2 separate regions of the Homo sapiens genome follow, and region 2 is linked to region 1. A link is a loop called in an ENCODE intact Hi-C map of the cell type or tissue named here. Cell type or tissue: heart right ventricle. All regions are shown on one strand. Links, peaks and the distances in the headings refer to the core of each region. The heading gives the core; the rest is flanking DNA.

What was found. A loop is a pair of places that touch in the nucleus more often than their neighbours do. Peaks named below come from ENCODE experiments on the same cell type or tissue, not always from the same donor. Only the 100,000 strongest peaks of a DNase experiment are listed, where the experiment ranks them.
Region 2: it touches region 1 in a loop (5-fold over the local background); 1 of 110 quality-filtered maps calls a loop at or near these places.

Annotation. Positions count from the first base shown.
Region 1 is chr1:176,489,858-176,498,133 of GRCh38, reverse strand. All of the region lies in intron 1 of PAPPA2 (pappalysin 2), which reads right to left. Among named protein-coding and RNA genes, the nearest start is that of PAPPA2, 31 kb to the right of the region's middle. In heart right ventricle, for the core only: no CTCF peak of the experiment used is centred there; a DNase peak (open chromatin) is centred at 3,473; H3K27ac peaks cover 373 bases.
Region 2 is chr1:176,430,954-176,439,229 of GRCh38, reverse strand. No RefSeq gene overlaps it. Among named protein-coding and RNA genes, the nearest start is that of PAPPA2, 28 kb to the left of the region's middle. In heart right ventricle, for the core only: no CTCF peak of the experiment used is centred there; no DNase peak of the experiment used is centred there; H3K27ac peaks cover 356 bases.

The DNA.
Region 1 (8,276 bases), core at 1,051-6,050:
TAGAGTTGAAAAGAATAATGGGAGTCTGTGATTCCAACTCTCCACCACTGTGTTCAATTCTGAGTACTATGTTTTAAAAGAGGCCTAGACAATTAAAGGGATGTGCAGAGCAGTGATGGCACTAGAAGGAACTGAAACTTATTACCTTACAAAAAGAGGACCAAAGACACAGTGGACTTCAATTATTTGAACAGTCTTTTCTGTAGGGAAAGATGCATATTTAGTCTGTGCTGCCCAATTCTAGGGCTCAGAAATGTAAATAATTGCCTATAGGATTCAGAAAGGTAACATAAGGGAGCTAACCAGATGTTGAAAAAATGATAGTACATGCATGATAATGAACGGCAAGTATTAGCCCTAGGATATGCAAATCTCTAGGCAGTGGAGGACTGTTGAGACCTGGAGAACTTGTTCTTCATCTCAAGGAGGCAACCCCCACTAAGGTCCAGTTAATTGTTGCCCTGTGGAAATGTGGGTGCAGTATTTCAAGACCATACTTTTCCAAAAAGAGCCACAAAAACCTTTTTTTTGTGTGAAAACTCTCAATTTCTTCAATGTTGGCTCATTATTTTTAAAAACACCTTGTGGGTCAAGCAAAATACAGTTTTGAAAAAGATCCCCCTTGGGGCTCCAGATTGAAATCCCTGCTCCAAAATGTAGAGCTAGTGACTCAAAGTTCTTAAGAGTCGAGTTTTTCATCTTTATAATTTATTTATATTTTAATAATTAGAAGTCTTTGGTAATGATGTAGTAGATGCCTTGTGAGGTAGTAAATATGCTGTCCCCAGAAACATGTACAGAGAAGCTGCTGACCATCACTAAGGAACACTGTGAAGATAAATTCTGCATTAGGTGGTCGTAGAAGCCCAAAATGAAGGTCTACAGATTGCCTCTGAAATTTTTTAAATGAGAACAGAAAATGTTCTCTGTGAGAGATTCTAAAGAAGTAGAAGATAACACGTGAAGACTTTATATAATCTAACTGGGACTTAGACACATTGGTGAAAGAGGTAATAATGAAAGCCAAAGCAACACAATATTTCTAAGTACAGGCAAGACCACATGGAACATATATGTGTCACAGGTCCTGGCAATGGGATAGGATTGTAATAGATGTAAGTCCAAATCTCTTTCTGTCTAGTTAAAAAAAAAAGGTTGAGGGAATGTTTCTGGCCCTATGCCATGCTTTGGGATGTTTAGTATAAAGGTTTTGATGGTTAAGTGTCCTGGATTCATGTCCTCACTCATGTTACTCTTGAGTAATGTGACCGTGGACAAGTCCCATGCCTCACTCTCCAAACAACTTGAATGAGTTACCATCATCTCAAATTCAATATTGCTAAAATAGTATTCCCTACTTTCCTTTCTTCTTAGGCTCCCTTTCTCGACTTCCCCATTTCATGTGAAGCAGTCAAATTCGACCTCTTCCTAGATTCCCGTGGCTCATCATTTGTCCACCACAACAAGGGACATCTCTGAGATGACTTCATGAGCAATAAGCTAAAGAGGAAATCTGGGTTCATAGTGTAGGAGGACAAAGTAAGGAACTTCCAACTGACACCAAAGACAACGAGGTGCCCAGAATGAGAAACAGGCCTGTTGCTGAGCCACAGGCCTCGTAAAGGAACACTCGGCAATACAAAAACCAAACCAAAGCTCAAAAACTCCTCCACACAGACCAGGTAACTTCTGAGACCAGGACCATTCTCTTCCCATTTTTGCCTGTAGAATTTTGGGCAAGGACAAAGGTTTCATCTTCTGGTTGTAGGTGTGCCCCTCAAACCTCTATGTAAAAGTGAATATTTATATATCAAATCATATATATTTATTAAACTCAACTATAGCTTCTGACATGCTCCCATAAAGAAAAAAATGGCTACTACCCATATTAAAAACAGTTGTATAGCATTGGAGATATACCTAATGCTAAATAATGAGTTAATGGGTGCAGCACACCAACATGGCACATGTATACATATGTAACAAACCTGCACGTTGTGCACATGTACCTTAAAACTTAAAGTATAATAATAATAAAATTTAAAAAAGTTGTAATAATCCTCCTAACATTGTCATAGCCTGAATATATTTAATTTATAAATAAAACAGTGACTACAGAAACATTAGTTGAATAGTCAGTGTAACCTTAAAATTTGTTTAAATGTGATACATGTAAAATTTGTCCTACAAATTCACTGCAGAGCCAGGCATAATAGCTCATGCCTATACTTCCATCTACTCAGGAAGATGGAGCGGGAGGATCGCTAGAGCCCAGGAGTTTGAGGCTGCAGTGAGCTATGATCGCACCACCCATCTCTAATGAAAAAAAAAAAAATTCACACCAAAATTTATTTATTTTTTTCTAACTGGTAAGATATTTCTGTCTTTCTCAGTGGGATTGCCCAGCTGTCAATAAATATTATTTGACTAATAACTAATTGGTAATAAACAATACCTATATTTTAACTGAGAGGCACTTCAGCAGAGTGAATAATAGCCTGACCTCTGGAGTAAGACTGCCTGGATGCACATCCTAGTCACCATCCTCTAGCTGTTAAGTTTCTTTTCTTTTTTTCTTTTCTTTTTTTTTTTTTTTGAAACAGAGTTTCACTTGTTGCCAGGCTGGAGTGCAGTGGCATGATCTTCGCTCACTGCAACCTCCACCTCCCGGGTTCAAGCGATTCTGCTGCCTCAGCCTCCCGAGTAGCTGGGATTAGAGGCATGCGCCACCATGTCCGGCTAATTTTGTATTTTTATCAGAGATGGGGTTTCTCAGTGTCGGTCAGTCTAGTCTCGAACTCCTGACCTTAGGTGATTCGCCTGCCTCGGCCTCCCAAAGTGCTGGGGTTACAGGCAGCTGTTAAGTTTCTTAACTTCTTTATAGTTTCCTGATTTATAAAAGAGTAAACCTACCTGATAGGGTGTGATAAGGATTAAGTAATATATATGAGGCAGCACCTGACATATAGTTAGCAATGTGTACTGTGAACTATTATTATCATCATCTCTTGCCTTACAAAAATCCATTCATCCAATAAGTATTCACCAGGCTGTATCTTCTGACCCAGGCCCTGTACCAGGCACAGTAATATTTTTAGCATTTTGGGGCCTGACTTTAGTGTAGGCAGTGCATTCTCAAGTGTAAAAATCAAAGAGTAAGATGGAAGTGGGTGCAAGCCTCCTTCACCTACCTAATTAAATGCATAAATCAGAAATGACACTGAGTTTGCTTCAAGGGGAGCTGACCCATAATCTGTTGCTGAAATTTACAGTTAGATGGTTCCCCACTCAGGTTGCTTGTGCCACATCTACATTAAATTTGCATCCGGCTTAGATTTCTGTATTAGATGATGCTTCTAATTTGTGTTTTGGGTTAAGGCCCAGCTCCCAGTGTGTGCAGAGAGAGTGACGAATGAGGAGGCCGTGTTATCAGAAGGCCGGGTGGGACAGAGTTCTGATGTGAGTATGGTGTGCCAGCTCTCACATGTCTATAGCCCAGGCCAAAATCTGCCCTCAGTTATGCATGCACAGCTTGCATTGACGTCAGTAAGAACTGTGCTCATGTAACAGGAGGCAGAAATTTGGCTCTTTGATTTTAATAGAATTAAATGCCAAAAGTTTTGCTGGTGCAAGTTGCAAATGTAATCCCCAAGGGTCAGGAAAATGCAACAGAATACTGTTCTGTTGGCAATCTCATCTTTTGCACAGGCCATATAATTAAATGACTAAATTTCTCATGCTTAACTTGGAAGGCCCTAATGCTATTGTGCCTATGTGTTGTGTGTGGCCTCCCATTGCAGTCAGACCTTTAAGAATGATTCCAAGATTTGGTCTGTGGCTTCAGATAAAAGCCTAACACATAGCCCTAATTCATTGTCTGCTGTAGATTTGATTTCTAGTCTGGGTCTTAACAACAATGCCAAAATCAGCTGGTGGTGCTGAACAGACTCCACTCCCCACCTTAGATGATCGGTGAATTAAGTAATGACATTTAGAAGCCTAGCATTCTTAGAGTATTCAGTCTAAGTTTCAGTCTAATTTATGTTCAGACATACCCATAGCTTTGTCTTAATATTTATGTGGCTTTGGAAATTTAATTTAATTTTGTGCAATGATGTTAACAATTGGGTTTCCCAGACCTGAGCATCTGGTAATAAGGTTTTGAATGGTAAAACACAATTAAACAGCAATATTGAGCCAGGCCAATAATCCAAAAAAATTCTCTAACTAAGATGTTTCTGCTTCCTTTAACCAGCTATTCAAAGTCATATTTCCTGCTTTGAGTCCAGAGAAGTAGGATTTTCTCCTGAACTGTTTATTTAGAACTTAGATGGATGCATGCCCAAGTGTGTCTCCCATTCTGTGAGTTTCCTTGTGGATGACATAACCTAGCAGAGCCTTCTGAGCCACTTGTCACTTCTCACTTTCTTCTCTCCAGAAGAAGACTGGGTTTTGTGGATGGTAAATTTGGGAGAATAGAACACATCCAATCCAGCCCTTTCCTCCTCTCACTCTCTTTGTGGTATCTTCCTGCCTGCAAAGAATATGTATTCTTCTCTGCTCTCATGCTATTGGTTTTGCTCCTGAGAAGGGAAGCAGCATTGCCTGTGACTGGGGGTGAGGTCTGTTTTGTTCAGGAGATTGGTATTCATAAATCCAGCACACATAAGCCATGTTCCTCAATAGCTTCAGGAGCAATAGAGCTGCCATCTTGACATCTGTCAATTCAATACTTTAATGAGTGGAGGTTGCTGTACAAAAACTCATTCGCTAATGTTTGAAACTGACATATTAAAAACTAACAGTCTAAGAGCATTACTTAGAAAGAGGGAGGCAAATATCAGGGGTTGAAAGTGATTGCCCTTGAAAATCAGATTCAGGGGTGCAGAGTAGGAAAGAGCAAGAGATCACTGCCCTCACTCTACTTCAAAGTTCAAACTTGTTTTGATATGGCATGAACAATTCATGATTCCACACTCCACCATATCATGGAATCATAATCACATTGCAGTAGGAGAAACTTTAATAGGTTTTCTTATCCAGTGTTTTTCAAACTGAAAGTCATAATTGGTTAGCATATTATATAATCAATTTATTGGATTGTGACCAACATTCTTTACTGAAATAAATAGAATAGGATAAAATAGATCACACTAGAGGGTATTATCCTGAATCACAACAGAAAATATATTTTCTATTGTGGATTGTAATTAAAAATATTTCAAATCTATTCAGTTCTTCTAAATTTCTATTCAACCTTCAACCTGTTCTTCAGTTCTCTTAAGGATAATACTCACTCTATCCACCAAGCCAAGGAGTGATAAATTAGATTATGCAAATAAAATGCTTTGGAAACCATTAAGCTCAAACCATATGTAAGGTATTATTATAATTACTTTATGATTACTTTATGATTATTATAATTGAGAAACATCTGAGCTAGCTTACTTTCAAATCTGAACATCTCTCCAACGTGAAAGAGTAGCCACAGTCCCACCACTACCCCCACCACACTCACACTCCTCCAAGGAGCTACTGATGCTATGTAGTGTGTAGGCAGAGCCCCAGATAAGTTGGGCTTAGAAACAAAGGAAATTCTGACCTGGAAGCACCTTTATGTTGCAGAAAAGGATAATAGTTTTGACAAACCTTGATGTTACACAGACTGGGATCCAAATTTAGCTCTTCCACTGACTAACTATATGACTTGAGGCAAATTATTTAATTTCTAGGAGTCTCAGAATATCATCAACATCAAAACAACTATTGTTATATATTCTGAAAATACCAAGAAAATATTTTTCTCACTCTTAGTGGAGAAACTAAAGGCCACTGAGGAGACAGAAATCCTGCCTAAGCTAAGAGGCAGCATAGCAGAGAAAAGAAGGAGAACGACCGTGTCTAAGCCAACTCTTCAGCCATCTGTGCATGGCTGTGCAAGGGAGACATACAGCACTGGGCTCTCTGCACCCATGCTCTGTGAGCACCATTGAGTCTGCCCTCTAGTTGTAGGGATGTTTGTCATTGGCAAATCCTCACATCTTGCTGTTTCCAATCTCATTCATTTGACCCATTGGCATTTTGACACAGGATTCCATGCTTGATGTTCAGGAGCATCCTGTGGACATAAAACCACAAGCTTTCCCAGAATTAAAGAGCCTGGGTTCTGCTGTGTTTGACAAGTGCAGGGCATAGAATTGGAAGTCCTCGGCTCATATTTCATTTCTGCCACTTCCTCATGTGACCTTTGCTAAATCATTTCATGTCTGTATCACATTTTCCTCCTTCAATAATACCAGATGAAACCAAACAGAAACTCCAGGATTAAAGTGCCCTGAGTAAAAATTAGAAATACTTGCATTTCCCAAAACAGAATGATGCTAATAGGAGCAAAACAAATAACTACTAATGCTTTTAAGGAACTAATAGTAATAATAAATACTGTTCTCTTTTGATGTCTACCTTTACCATACATATAAAATAGCAACAATGTTTATTTTTCTCATGTATACATCTTATCAATTCAAATAACTTCCTTTGACAATGATCACCTTTCACAATCTGGTTCTACCTACAATTTTTTACTGAATTTTTTATCTTTCCCCCAATCTGCTCATTCAATGCTGTGGCCACACTCAGCCTCTACATTTTCCAGACATGTCGGACATGTTCGTAACTCTGTGTTTTTTCTCATGCAAATATCTTCCTCCCTCCTCTAACTCCATGCTTATGTTCAAGCCCAGCCTAGATGTCACACCTCATCTATGAAGACAGCTCCCAACTCCTCTCCAAATGAAACTAATTTTTCCCACTTCAAGACTCCTATAGCATCTAATCCACACAGATAGTGCATGACATACATCAGAATATATCACAGCTCTATGTTCTTCCTCACCAGACTGTTAGCTTCTTGAAGACAGAGACTGACCCATGTATATTTGAATCTCCAGCCTTTCCATAGTGCCTGGCACTTAGCCAGCATGTAGTAAATGTCTGATCAAAGAACAAAGTTATCTCGACTTCTCAAGAGCTACAGTCTTCAACAAGGTTATGAAATAGAGATTCATTCTTTCTCCTTTGGGCAGCAAAGCCAGTTAGAGAACCAGCCCTTGGTGAGGTTACAGGCAGAGCCAGCATGTGATCATGTGTAAATCAGGTTTCAGGCTAAGAAAATCACCACATAGTCACCAGACATCTTGTGGTAGGTAAGTTAGTCCATATTTCAGACTGGGATGCATGGTAACAAAAACCAAAACAAAGCCTTATTTGGGGCGTTGGGAACCTGAGATCGAGCTAGACTGTGGGCTCCTACCACAGATATGGTGTGACCTTAGGAGAAACAGTCAAGTGGCCTGGGTCCTTTGAACTTTTCTCATGACAGTGCAAGTCCACACTAGGGAGAACTGAGCCATAAGGGAGCCAGCTGATTCCTGCACTGGCTTCTTTGAACTCTGGTCATTTCAGACAAACATGCTCCCTGAGCAATCCGCATCAACTAATGGAGTCTGCATCCCTGAAGGGAGAAGATGAACACACATGAAATATTTGGAAGAAAATGCACGGCAACATATAACCTAGGACCAAAGTATGCCAAACAGACATAGGTTTCCTGCTTTTATGATTCTACATTTGTATCACAAATATAAGCTGGGACAGTTTTACAGGCAAGCAGAGAGGACAATTGTTTTTGTTGTGGAGCTTCAGCAAAATGGAAATACCTTTCCTGTTCTCCCAGCCCTATCCCCAAAATACCTCTATTATCAGGCTGCCTGCAAACTGAAGATCCAACACTAAAGGTCTATCACTCATTTGAATTGACACTTCTTGTTTTTATTAAATTCCCCTGGAAGGGATAATGCATTCATCATAGGATAAACTAGTTTATCAAATCCTTTGAAAGGTAGAAGATAGAGCAGAGGGGTCCTGGGACCTCAGTGGAAGAAAGGCTTATCATTAATGGAAAAAGAGAACCAAAGCAAAAAAAAAAAAAGACACTTAAAAGAAACTTTGCTTCTTTCCAAAACTCCCAAAGGACTTACTCTAAAAGTAACATGGCCCAAGTAGCACCTGTTCTAATCTGTTCTAATAATGACAGCCTTGTTTTCCTGGAGTCTGGTCTAGCTGGCATAGAACAAGATCCAGAAGGAGCTCCTGTCTGAAGTCGTTTCACAAATTCACCTAAACCAATCTGACAAATATTTATTGAATATATACCACATGCTAGGTCCTTTGATAAGATGCAGAGATAAATAGCTGAATGAGCATCAGTCCTTGCT
Region 2 (8,276 bases), core at 1,790-6,789, 60 kb after region 1:
CATAAATTATTTTCCAGTGTCACTCAGACCTCAAACATTTAATTATCCAGAACAAAAAACTGTGATTGGCATTAACAATGACTGAGCCCACACGTGGCTTAAGTGGACTTTTGGGGACTCACTAAAGCCACTCAGTTATCTCCAAGAAACTTTAATAACATAACCTCTAACTTTTAATCTAATTTATTTATATGGTTTGGCTGTGTCCACCCAAATCTCATCTTGAATTGTAGCCCCCATAATCCCCACATATTGTGGGAGGGACCCAGGGGGAGGTAACTGAATCATGGAGGTGGGTTTTTTTCATGCTGTTCTCATCATAGTGAATAAGTCTCACAAGATCTGATGGTTTTATAAAGGGCAGTTCCCTTGCACACTCTCTTGCCTGCCACCGTGTAAGACGTGCCTTTGGTCCTCTTTCACCTCCTGCCATGATAGTGAGGCCTCCCCAGCTATGTGGAGCTGTGAGTCTATTAAACCTCTTTTTCTTTATAAATTACCCAGTCTCAAGTATGTCTTTATTAGCAGCATGAGAACTAACTAACATATTCATTATATACTACTGAATATGTGATATATCCAAAGCACTACATTAAGTGTAATAGGAAGTCTAAAGATAGAAAATCATGGTATTTGCTCTCAAGGAATTTATTATTTAATAGGAGATATTATATAGGTTTATAAGAGGCTATACAACAAGTAAAAGTACCACAAGATACATCAAAGCACTCTAACAGCTAATATTTGTTGTTATTTTCTACCTTCAGATTGACTCTAGCCAACTACAAATACCATGCTGTAGGTCTAGACAGAATTAGTGGTGACAATAATATGTGCTATTACAAAGGACATCAGGAACCTTCTGATGGGCCAGGCTCTGCCTCAGGATCAAGGTTCCAATGGAAGAGGTTCCATGAATGTGTCCTCCATTCTGCTGTGGCCTGTCTTCCCTTGCCTGACCCCTTCCTAGCTGCTTCTCTCTCTTTGCCTGCCAAGTCCTTAGGCCATCAGTCTTGCCTCACCTAACCTGTGGGATCTGCTCTCTTGATTTCTGACCACTTTCCCGGGTTTAGCCCACTGCTTTGCTCTGACATATGACATGCATGTACATTACATTGTTAGACTACTCAATGGGCTTCTGATGCCTGACCCTGTTTTGACATTGGACCTTAGATCTGGTTTCCTCTTGGGACTAGCTCTGCCTAAATTTTTTCAATCCACACCTAATCCCCAGTGGGAAGGACAGGCTTGAAACAAATAATTGCAATACAGTGTGATGAATGCTGTGACAGAAATAAGTTCAGAATTCTATGGGAACTCACTGGAGTAATAAATGTGATCCAGTTGTTTTAACAGAGATAATGGAACTAGATTATCTCTGTCAGTGAAATGACTGAATTAGAAGAACCACCTAAAAATAGGATTCATACTCTACAGTGAAACATGAAAAAGAACAAAATCACCAAATTTAACACCCAAACAATAACAACGTGTTGTTATGTAGAAATAGCCACTTTCTGAGAATTTTTTCTTTCAAGGTCTCAATATATCATAACTCATATATCTACAAACTGGGGCAGGAGGGACATTAGCAGTTAGGCTTTGTACTCAGTAAAAAATCATTTTTAGATCACCCTTGTTAGGGAGTCCTTCCATGCCATGTATCCACCCCACACATATTAATCATATACTATGGGCCGGTTTTAGTGCTAGAGCAAGAGATATAAAAAGGAAACAGAGATCTAGGCCTCGAGAAGATTCCAGCCAGGTGGGAGGGACAGACCTGAAGCAAATAATACAGTGTGATGAATTCTGTGACAAAAACAAGTTTAGGATTCTATGAGAACTCACAGGAGAAGGGAATGAAACCCCATGAATATCAGGATAATTGGGAGAGGGAAAGGAGACTAGAAACAGCTTTCCAGAGGAAGGGACTCTTGGGATAAGCTGGAATGAGCCAAGCCACATGAGGTGTATAAGTAGACAAAGCCAAGATGACAGCACAGACAAAGACAAGACGATATAACTAAGAAAAAGCAGAAGAGACAAGCAAGAGCTGGGTCACAAGGCTTTGTCTATTCCAACGAGAAGGTTGGATTGCACCCTGAGGACAGTGGGGAGCTGTCGTGGAACGCTGAGTGAAAGAATGTATAAGATTTGCACTTTAGAAAAAATCACTTCAGCAGCAATGTGAAGGATAGGCTAAAGGAGTATGAGACTAAGGAGTAGAAAAACTAAGTTGATGCATCTAGTGTAGAGGGATATGGCAGGACTACTTGAGCTCAATCCCCAAGGCCAAGGCAAAATGCTGAGAAATAAGAAAAAGCAGCAGCAGCACCTGGCTAGTACAGAAGCAAGCAGGATAATCATAGTCTCATATCAGACCCCAGTTAACCTCACACCTTCCTTTCAAGTCTGTAGAACTTCCCAGGAATATAGACAGTATACTATTCATGAAGAAATACTATGCTTGATGAATAGTACCAAGGTATCTTTCTTCAAGTCTTGGCACTGTCAGGGCCTAACATTGTATGAGTTTTCTCTCTCTCTTTTTGGGTGCTGTGGCATGATCATAGGTCACTAGAGTCTCAAATTCTTAGGCTCAAGCAATCATCCCACCTCAGCCTCCTGAGTAGATAGGACAGCAGGTGTGCAACATCATGCCCAGTTAAGTTTTTAAACTATGATTTAGAAACAGTGTCTTGCTATGTTGCCCAGGCTAGTCTCAAATTCCTGACCTCAAGCAATCCTCCTGCTTCAGTATCCCAAAGTTTTGGCATTACAAAGGCATGAGCCACCACAACCAGTTCTCTCCCTCTCTAACTCCCCTACTATGGCTGCTAGGCAATTACTAGTCAGTCTTATCTCCTGTGCTTGCAAAAGAATAAGAATTTTTGTAATGTGTTGGGAGGATTTGGGAATATCAGATCTTAAATTGGACTCATTTTTCTACTTGCACTGTTGAACTGGAGTTTATTAAATTAAGATACAATCACAATAATCCAGATTAGAAATGATAAGGGCCTAAACCAAGGCATAAGAGGTGTGAGGAAGACAGGGAACTGACTGGAGTGGCATTTTAAAGAAACTTGTCAGATACATGGATGATGGAGACTGAAGAAGAAGGCTGACTTTTCAGGGGACTCCGTACCAGTTCTCTGTCTAATACCTCCCCTCAGAGATAGTGGTAACAGGAAGGCTTCATAGACAGTGAATTATTATAAACAAGAAGAGAAAAGGCTTCCTCCTGAGGATTATAAATTCTCTATTGATTTTCAATAGGTAACATTGGTCATCTTCTATCTGAGATGGCTTAAATTTCATTTACCTTACTCTTAGAAAATAAAACATGTCTTCACACAATTTTTTCCAGCCTTACGATTGTGTCTTTAGGCTTTACATCCTGTATAAAAACATTCATGTATGTGATGACACCAGTTGATCCCTTAGAACCAGTCTATGGGAATTCTAACCACTGAATGTCTTGTTATGTGGGTGTACAATCTACTGATTACTCTTTGTTTTTTGTTACATGCAGAATTCAAGGACTTAGTATTAGGCAGTAAATCTATTAAAGAATATCTTAGACCAACTTTCTTCTTTCCAGCGTTCAATATTATCCAGGCACAAAGGTGAGCCTGTTGATTTCTACCCAAGAATCTGTTTCAAAGGCGCAATCCTGGATGAGCCTCTCCTAAAGCATCTGATTAATCCCAGGAAGGCTAGGATGGAAAATTCTGTGCTGGGATCCAGAGGTCACACAAAGAAATGCATATGTCTCAACCCTGGAAAAGTATCATCTGCATTCCAGCAGCAAACTGTTTTGGAAATGTCGTCCCTCAGAGGAGTTCATGCCAGACCCAATTAAAGTCATGGTAATAAAGAGTGTGGAAAGATGACACAAGTGGCTGGAAAGAATCATAAAGTGTTAGAACTGAAAGAGCTATTAGAGATAATCTACTCTAACTTCCTCATTTACAGTTGAGGAAACTGAGGTCCTAAAATCTAAACCAATAGATTTGCGACATTAACAGGACTGACTCCAGATCTGACTCCAGATTCACTTTTCTTCTTATTACACATTATCACTTCATACAGTTCCAAAGTCATACATATTAGTGCATTCTGGCTGAGATTCAGATATGCTAGCCTGCGGAATTAGGCGCCCTCCTGTCCAGAGGTCATTTGTGTGCACAAGGCTATTAAGGGCAACTGTAGTGGAATGTTTGTGAACACTTAGATAAGAATCTAGCTGCATCCCTTTACTGGTATGGGGCCCAAGACCCCCAGGGAATGACTTGGGTTGTGTCCATAATTAACGTCTAGACAAATACAGACATTTCTGATAGATTGGGGAGATCTCAAGGGAAGCCATGTTCCAAGGAGTGACAACCAGGCCACCAAAGAAAAAGTTGCCATAAGTGGATAGGAGTCTTGGAAGGGATAAACTTAGTATCAGGACCTGATTATAGGAAAGGGAGAAGTTATTCTGGGTATAATATGAGGCTATCTTTAAAACACTCTCCATCTACCCCAACCAGGCCCCAGGGATGACTACATATCCAAGGCAAGAAAAGAGCTGCATGAAAACAAATATATGAAAGAAATGAATCACTCAAAGGCACCTGCATTTCCATGAGAAAGTGACCTCTAAAGAGGGCTGGACAATGAAAATAAAAGACTTTACACTAGGGAGCCAAAGAGCTGTGTCAAGGGACACAGCTACATCTAATGGTGCTTGGCACAAGAAAGGGAACAGGTTCCCTCACTAGCAAACAACTCAGAGAACAAAGATAGGCAGACACGGAGACAGGCTTCAATCAAACGGCAGCAGAAAGAACAGTCACATCAAAGGAATAGGGGCCAAGAATAGGTCATCAACTCTGCCAAGGTATCCAGAGTCTAACATAGCCAACATGGCAAAGTAGGCCACTAACATCAAGGTGACCAGCAGCATAGCCACAGGCAATAAGGAGACATGCCCAACAATATAGGGGTTAAGAGGAGTGCAGCAGCACCCTGTGAATATCAGCAGAAAGGCAGTTCTGTGAAGTCTAACCAAGTCGTAACATAGAACAGGGAAAGACAGTAGCTGAAACAGACAGACTACAGAACAGTAGGCTCTTTTCACACTGCTATATTCCATACACTAAGCACTTTTGCTTGATTTTCTTTAAGTTTTAAAATTCAAACATTTGTGTTGCAGATTGGGTTCCCTAGGAGGAATAAGACTTCTAAAACAACAATTTCTACCCAGGAAGTTTACTGTGGGCAGGGGCTCTTGGGATCATCCCTATGGGAACAGATGGAAGCAACATTGAGCAGAGAGAGAAACTGGTCTGTGATAAGTCACATCAAAATCCTCAGCCATTCCATGGGGAGCTCTAGAGCTGCGATGCCCCTACAGAGTTGTCCCAAGTTGGGTAAAAGGATGCCCCTCTATTAACCACATGGGCTACCTCCAAGAAGGAAGTGTCACCTTGGATGAGGTGACATTCAGCAAAGGATAATTCCTGGTGAGAGACTCCACTAGAAATCAACACTGTCCAACTCTCTAAAACTGGGTCAATGAGTGTTTCAGTCCTCAAGGGAGGATCTGGACAGCATACCACACAGCATATACCACAATTTGTTAAATAAATAAAGGCAACAACCTGAATTATATGTGAGATATATCTACCTTTTTGAGGATTCCTAAAGCCATAAAAGAGAAAGTAAGGTTAAGGTCTAACCATTTGACAGATGGGTATTATTGATCAGCAGACTTAAGGACCAATTGTTCAAGTAATATCAGCCAGAATCTATAAACAAATAGGGTCTTAGAGCATCCAGGCAACAGTAAAACTCTGAAGGGCTAATGGTTCAACCTTCCGCCTACAAGACATCTGAGTGCTGAGAAAGCCCAACTGCTAGTTTCCTGACATCACTAAATGAAAAAAAATAAATAAAACAAAAATGTTTTGGATTTGTGGGTGTGTAACTCACCTGTCCCCTACCTCAGAACTCTATCCAATAATGGAACTTCAAACCAAATGGAGATTCAAATATCTGCTTCTTAATGTACTGGAAATCTTTCAGTGTTTCTTAAAGCAGAAGTCCTGGTAACTAAAGTGCAGAATACAGCCTGAGGCAAACTGAGGTCCTTACTTTCCACCTTCTGTATACACCTTGAAACCTACACACTCAGATATGCCAGGGGCTCCTGCAGAGCAGTCTCTGAGACCCACACTATCCAGATGAAAAGCCTGCATGTCTAACACAGGAATCACCAGCCTGATAAAGGAAGTGCTTTATATGACCAACTTCCCCTAGGAAAACATTGCCTCAAAAATGCCCCAGACTCTAAGAAATCAGACTAGTCTCTCCCATAAGGAGGAGAAAGTGAGAAGTCAAGAGAAAGGGGAAGGGAGTGTTGGCAGAAGCACCCCCTTTATGGGGAGGTGGGTCATAGGATGAGGGACAGGAGCATTCTTCCCCAAACCACTGTATACTTGTTTGTTGGGCCCCTTCTTGATCATCTCCAGGAAGAGGAGGTACATTGTTCACTAGGAAGGCTGTTCCACCTTTGAAACCCCTCTTTATTAAAAAAAAAAATCTTCATTATTCTGTGCTGAAAACTGGCCCCTCTAATTTTCACTCACTGCTATAATTCTTCCCTCTAGGACATCCAGGAGTATCTCTGTTCCCTTTAATACATGGCAGACTCTATCAAACAGATTTAGCTACTCCTTCCCATATGCTGCCTAAGCACATCAGACAAACTTCTACCACAACACCTACCAAATTTTACTGCTAATATGTGTGCTCCTAAAAATGCAATAGCCTAAGCTTCACTCATGGGCTGATTCTATAGGTCTTAGGTGAGTCTAGGACTCTACACTGTTTAGCGGGCACCCAGGGTGCCCAGAGATCCTGCTTTTGGAAACACAGTATCAGACTATGAGGTTCTTAAGAGCAGATATCTTATCCTACTTACCCTTGTATTCTTAGCACTTACTAGGAAGTTCTGAACAAAACTTTATTGAATGAATTAAAAAACTGAACAAAGAAAAAAATGGTTTTAAAGACAGGTATTATTAGCAAATCATCCATAAATCACTTCCTTTTCAGGATAATTGTTTCTGGTTTTCTTCACAACAGACCATTCATGATCCCATCACTCTCCTCTAAAGAACTGTAATTGTCAATATCCCTGTGAAAATGTGGTGTCTAGAGGCCAGCTCATGCTCCACTTGTAGACGTCTGTCCAAGGGACCATTACTACCCTTTATCAGGGCTCAGTCATGCCTCTAAGATAGGTTGAAATTGCAACAATTCCTTTCGGCATCCAAATGACACTGCTGGCCTGCTGGCGTGCATCACACTTGCATTCAACTAAAACTTCTACAAACTACCCCCCATCTTGAATTAAGGCAGTCGATTTTTCTTTACTTAATTGTAGTACTTTTATCCTCCCCCTATTAAATTTCAGCTTAGTTTCAGCTCATTATTCCAGTCAGTCCAAAGCCTTTTGAACATTCATTCTATCTTCCAATGTGTTCGCTATTCTTCCCAGCTTTGTATTATCTGAAAATTTAGTAAGAGATTTTGTGTCCTCTTTCCAATTCAATAATTAACATATTAAACATGACAGTGACAGAGCCAGGGGCAGAAAACTGAAGTACACCTTTGTAGATCTCTTTTTAAATTGACACAAACATCTTAAACATTTTTTGGAGTGTGGCTGTTGCATCAACTATAAACCTACCTAACTGTGCTTCATTCAGCCCATACTTCCTCTTGTCAACAAAGACATCATGAGAAAAACTTGATGAGCTAGAAAAAAATCTCAGACTAGGAGATCTCTTTATTCCAACTCTACCTGCCACAAACTTGCTGTCATATTAGGCAATGTAATTAATCTCTCTGGTCTTGTTTTTTCACTTAAAAATGAGAAATGAGGAATTTGAAATAACTTTAAGATCGCTACCAGCTCTACAATTCTGTTATGTTGGTGAAATATGTTACTTTTTTTTCTTTTTTTTTTAATTTTTGACACAGGGCCTTGCTCTGTGATATGGTTTGGCTGTTTCCTCTTCCAAATCTCACCTTGAACTGTAGTTACTATAATCTCTATGTGTCACAGGAGGGACCCAGTTGGGGGGTGGGGGGGATAATTTAATCATGGGGGCAGTTACCTCCATGCTGTTCTCATGATAGTGAGTTCCCATGAGATCTCTTTGTTTTCTAAGGGTCTTTTCCCTCTTTTGCTTTGCACATCTCCTTCCTGCCACCCT